Regions from separate parts of the Homo sapiens genome. Here region 1 is linked to region 2. A link is a loop called in an ENCODE intact Hi-C map of the cell type or tissue named here. Cell type or tissue: Caco-2. All regions are shown on one strand. Each heading gives the region's core, and the rest is flanking DNA. Links, peaks and the distances in the headings are about the cores only.

Evidence for each region. A loop is a pair of places that touch in the nucleus more often than their neighbours do. Peaks named below come from ENCODE experiments on the same cell type or tissue, not always from the same donor. Only the 100,000 strongest peaks of a DNase experiment are listed, where the experiment ranks them.
Region 1: a loop joins it to region 2, with 4 times the contacts of the local background. A loop is called at or near these places in 5 of 110 quality-filtered maps.

What each region holds. Positions count from the first base shown.
Region 1 is chr3:197,276,065-197,278,979 of GRCh38, reverse strand. All of the region lies in intron 4 of DLG1 (discs large MAGUK scaffold protein 1), which reads left to right. Among named protein-coding and RNA genes, the nearest start is that of MIR4797, 16 kb to the left of the region's middle. In Caco-2, for the core only: no CTCF peak of the experiment used is centred there; no DNase peak of the experiment used is centred there.
Region 2 is chr3:197,453,183-197,456,097 of GRCh38, reverse strand. All of the region lies in intron 2 of LOC105374308 (a long non-coding RNA gene), which reads left to right. Among named protein-coding and RNA genes, the nearest start is that of LINC02012, 55 kb to the left of the region's middle. In Caco-2, for the core only: no CTCF peak of the experiment used is centred there; a DNase peak (open chromatin) is centred at 1,867.

The DNA of each region.
Region 1 (2,915 bases), core at 223-2,722, 180 kb after region 2:
TCTTAAACAGAATTTAGGTTATACTTGTGTACTAATTCTTGGATATAGTAATCTTTTCCAACAAAATTGCATGCAACATGCCTCTTTGACTTCATGTTTGCTTTTGCAGGACTAAAAAGAGGATTATTTTTGCTAAAAGTAGTTAAGATTGCTCAATTTTCACAAAGCCTTGACTGTTATTCTCTTAAAATGCAAATCTTCATCTTTAAAGCAGCTATCCAGTTTTGTCTTTTTTTTTTTTAAGTTCACTGATCTAATTCTTGCCAGGTCATTTGTCAGTTACTTTGTGACCTTATAACTTTGTTTGTTCTATTTCTTCTGATGTAGTAAATTTAAAGGGACAGGATTAGTATCCCATTTTCTTAAAAAAATTTTTTTTGTATATATTATCTTTTACTTTGAGCATATGTCTAGTGAGATGTTTGGAATAATGTTTGTTTAGTGTTTAATGATTGTTTCAGAGTGATAGGGATTTTTTTCTTTTTTGTACTACTTTTTTTGTTTTTTTAGAAACTGTGTCTCACTCTGTCACCCAGGCTGAAGTGCAGTGGTGCGATCATAGCTCACTGTATCCTCAAAACTTGGGGGCTCCAGGGATCATCCTGCCTCAGCCTACTGAGTAGCTGGGCCTACATGTGTGCACCACCACACCCAGCTAAAATCATTTCTTTTTTTTTTTTTTTTTTTTTTTTTTTTTGGGACAGAGTCTTGCTCTCCCACCGAGGCTAGAGTGCAATGGTACGATCTCGTCTCACTGCAACCTCCACCTCCCAGGTTCAGGTGATTCTTCCACCTCAGCCTCCCGAGTAGCTGGGATTACAGCACCCACCATCATACACGGCTAATTTTTGTATTTTTGTAGAGATGGGGTTTCACCATGTTGGCCAGGCTGGTCTCAAACTCTTGACCTCAGGTGATCCACCTGCCTTGGCCTCCCAAAGTGCTGGGATTACAGGCTTCAGCCACCATGCCCGACCCCAAAACCATTTCTTTAAACAGTTTTTTGAAGACTGGGTCTCACTATGTTGCCTAGGCTAGTCTCAGACTCCTGGTGGTGGTCTCCAGCAGTCCTCCCACCTCAGCCTCCAGAGTAGCTGGGATTACAGGTGTAAGGTACCACACCCGGCTCTCTCTCTTAATTTTAAAAAATAACACATCATTTTTATAAGAACAACTCTATTCTAAAATAAGAGTGAGTTAGTTTTAGAGATTATAAGAAAGGATATAGACTTAAAAAAAAGCAAGAGTAAAGAGTAGGAGGAATTGCCTGATTTAATGGGATATTTCAGTAGAAAAGGGTTGATTTATAAGGAAGGATAGATGACTCTTAAAAAGATGAGGCCAGGCCTGGTGGTTCACACCTGTAATCCTAGCACTTTTGGAGGCCCAGGCAGGTGAATCACCTGAGGTCAGGAGTTCAAGACCAGCCTGAGCAACATGGCAAAACCCCGCCTCTACTAAAAATACAAAAATTAGCCAGGTGTGGTGGTGCGTGCCTGTGGTTCCAGCTGCTTGGGAGGCAGAGACGTGAGAATCGCATGAACCTAGGAAGCGGAGGTTGCCAAAGAACCCAGGAAGGCAAGATCGTACCACTGCACTCCAGCCTGGGTGACAGGGTGAGACTCCCTCTGGAAAAAAAGGCAAGATGAAAGAGTAGGAGGAATTTCCTGATTTAATGGGACATTTCAGTAGAAAAGGATGCACCCTACTCCTAACATCACAATACATTTCAACTAGACTAGAGATTCAAAGGTTAAAAAAAAAAAAACCATAAAAGTAAGATTTTGGGGCTGGGCGCAGTGGCTCATGCCTGTAATTCCAGCACTTTGGGAGGCCAAGCTGGGCAGATCGCTTAAGCTCAGAAGTTCGAAACCAGCCTGGGAAACATGGTGAAACTCCATCTCTACAAAAAATGCAAAAATTAGCTGGGTGTAGTGGCTCCCTCCTGTGGTCCCAGCTACTCAGGAGGCTGAGGTGGGAAGATCGCTTGAGTCCTGGAGGTCAAGGCTGGAGTGAGCCAAGATCGTACCACCGCACTCCAGCCTGGGCGACAGAGCGAGACCCTGTCTCCAAACAAGAAAAAAAAAGTTAAAAATTAAAAAAAATAAAAATTTTGATTTTTAATAAGGAAGGCTTTTCTAACCATGACCAAAAAACACCACAAAAATTAAAAGGTTAAAAATGCTGCTGACTTTATAGAATTTCTTTGTGGACTTTGACTTCAAATTTTGATTGTAGAACTTCTGAATCTTGAAAGATATAATACAAAGATAAATTATATATTAGGATGAAAATTTGTCACATATATGAAAAAGGATTAATTTTAATTTCCAGTCCTTTCAACTTAAGAAACTTCTTATAGAAACTAAGAAAAAGGCCCGTGTTCAATAGGAAACTGACTTAACAGTGTGAGTATTGTAGTTTGAAGAAGAAGAAATAAATGTGGGCCAATAAGCCTATGAAGAAATGCTCAGCCACACTTAAAAATGCAAATTACATTGACAGCAAGGATATTTTTAACAAATTTGATTGTCAGAGATTAAATAAATAGGAGGAAACAGAAGCTCCTGTACAGTTAGTAAGGGAGAATACAGTAGTGCAACTAATTTGAAAGACAACTTTATATTCGTATCGTTTGATCCAGCATATGCTCCAGATTCACCACAGATTATTGAAGGTATTTGTACAGGGATGCTCACTGCAGCCTTAATTAGTAGAAACCAACAAGGGATATAAAAGATTATCGGTAAGAGATCGGATAAACACATTATGGTAGAGCCATTTAATGCAAGATAAAGTAGCAGGCAAAATATATTCTGTGTATCCATTATGTGTTATTAAATGAGTGAAAGCAGGTTACATGTCAGGAGGCATAGTATGACTGTGTGTGAAAAGAAAACCATGAGGTTAGGCAT
Region 2 (2,915 bases), core at 314-2,813:
GAGAATGTATTTCCTAGTCACCTACGCTCACACCTATTTTGTAAATCTTCTAGATACTCTCCCTCCAGCCCACTCAGCCCCACTCTGCCAGAGGAGATACTGGACCCCAGGTCTTCCCCAATTTCAGCCTCCCCCAACCCGGCTTTTTATTCCTGAGGACCTCCCTCCACACCCAAGAAGCTATTTCCTGAAGGGGTCTCATTCCCTCCTGTTATTTTTCAGTTTGTTCTGTGCTGCTGCTTTTGGTCCTTCCTAACAGAAACCCTCATTCCTGTGGAAGACGTCCTGTCAGGAATAACCCCTTTGCTACGTGGTGGACACTAGCGTCCTGTCAGAAATTCACGCTCTCCTATCAGCAACCTGTTTTCTTGTCAGAAATCATTGTTGTCAGAAATCAGAAATCACTCTTTCTTTCTTTTTCTTTCTTTCTCTCTCTCTCTTTCTTTCTTCTTTTTGAGGTGGCGTCTCACTCTGTCTCCCAGACTGGAGTGCAGTGGCGCGATCTTGGCTCACTGCAAGCTCCGCCTCCCAGATTCAAGCGATTCTCCTGCCTCAGCCTCCGAGTAGCTGGGACTACAGGCACGCACCATCACACCCGGCTAATTTTTGTATTTTTAGTAGACACGGGGTTTCACCATGTCCGCCAGGATGGTCTCGAACTACTGACCTCAAGTGATCCACCCGCCTCAGCCTCCCAAAGTGCTAGGATTACAGGCATGAGCCACTGTGCCTGGCTGAGAAATCACTACTTTGCTTTTAGAAATCACCGTCCTGAGAAAAATCAGTTTCTTTCAGAAATCCTTGTTTTCTTGTCAGAGCTCCATGCATAGCCCACTGGAGGCCAACATTTTCCATCAGACATCCCTGTTTTCCTGTCATAAACCACTACTCTCCTGTCAGAAATCCCTGGTCTCCTGTCAGAAGTCCCTGGTCTCCTGTCAGAAGTCCCTGGTCTCCTGTCAGAAATCCCTGGTCTCCTGTCAGAAGTCCCTGGTCTCCTGTCAGAAATCCCTGGTCTCCTGTCAGAAGTTCCTGGTCTCCTGTCAGAAATCCCTGGTCTCCTGTCAGAAGTCCCTGGTCTCCTGTCAGAAGTCCCTGGTCTCCTGTCAGAAGTTCCTGGTCTCCTGTCAGAAATCCCTGGTCTCCTGTCAGAAATTCCTGGTAGGAGCTTCCAGTCAGAAGTCATTACTTTCCCGTAGGGAATCACTGGTCCTTGCCTGATCCTTCTTTCCCCAGAATATTCAGAGTTGCTCGTCATCCTTTGACTTTGGTAGTTTTCTTGTGACTTTCTTGCTGGGAGAGGAGAAGGGCACTGCCGGCTGTTCACACCTGTTTTGCCACATCTGTGGAAGCTCAGTGCTGGCTCCAGAAGCAGCCTGGGGCACTGGACACAGCACAGGGGGTGTCCACAGCCTCATATGCCCCTCCTGGGTGATGATAGACAAGTCATTTCTGCCTGCTGGACCTTTTCCCCATCTTTTTGTTGGGGGTGATAATATCGCCTACTCTGCCTGCTTCATAGCGTCATTTAATTTAGATCAATGACACTTCTGACTTCCAAAAAGTTGCTACTTTGTTTGAGACAGAAATCTCTTTTCCTGTCATTTTTACTCACTGTTGCTCCATAGGGCAAATCTAATACTTCTTCCATACCACAACCCTTCAACCCTGCCCCTAAATCTCCTCTTACCTGCAAAAAATGCCTCCTGTTCTCTAATGCCCAGATTCAACCAGCTCATTCCTTGTGTTGTGTGACTGGCTTCCAGGTCTGTTGCCAGCCTGCTCCCCCGACTCCACCCCTGGTCCCACCTTGTTTGAGTTTGTCTAGGTCTTTCTTGGAGTGTGCTGTGATCAGCTCAGGGGACAGCAAGAGTGTCACCTCCCTCCTTCTACAGCAGATGGCATGGTCAGGTTGCATGAGCTTTTACACTGCAGATTGAATGTGCCATTTACCATGTAGAATCTTCCCAGGCAGAAGCTCCATTTATTCGTTTTTATTTTTCTATTAGAGGTTTGTAATTTTCTTTGAATGCATTCTTCATGTCCTTTTACGTGAATTGCAAAATACTTAATGATTTGGATTCTTCAGGGAATGAGCTCTCTCTATTGCATTTCCTTCTAGTCTTCATCACTGGACTCTAGAAACGGTGTATTGATTTAATTTTTTTCTTATAATCTGAAACGTTGCTGAACTGATTTGCCATTTCTAAGTAGTTTTCCTGGAACACTCTGTACTGTCTTGGGGTGCTTACCCATTCTGTCTTGTGATGGAGACAGCTTTATGGCAGGCTGTGTCACGTGCTCTGCCATTTTCTCCTTGGAACCACTCCAAATGGGTGCCAACGCCTCTAGGCAGGAGCTGTGCTGGACATCAGAGTTCAAGGAAATGGGGATGGCATTGTTTTATTATTATTATTTTGAGACAGAGTCTCGCTCTGTCGCCCAGGCTGGAGTGCAATGGTGTGATCTCAGCTCACTACAACCTCCGCCTCCCAGGTTCAAGCGATTCTCCTGCCTCAGCCTCCTGAGTAGCTGGGACTACAGGCACCCACCACCATGCCTGACTAATTTTTTGTATTTTTAGTAGAGACGGGGTTTCACCATGTTGGCCAGGCTGGTCTCGAACTCCTGACCTCAGGTGATCCACCCGCCTCGGCCTCCCACAGCGCTGGGATTACAGGCGGAGCCAACAAGCCCGGCCTGGAAATGGGGATGGCATTATGAACAGGGTAATCTTTTGTTAATTCTGATTTCCATTTTTTGAAGTAAATCATTCTAATAACTTTGGTAATTCAGCTATTAATAGCAACACATTGCTTACCACATACTTCACAAGTGAACAGTGATCACACCGAAGTTGAAAACACTTGGCCTGTTGATTAAACAGGGTTTTCACTGGATTACACACTTTAAAA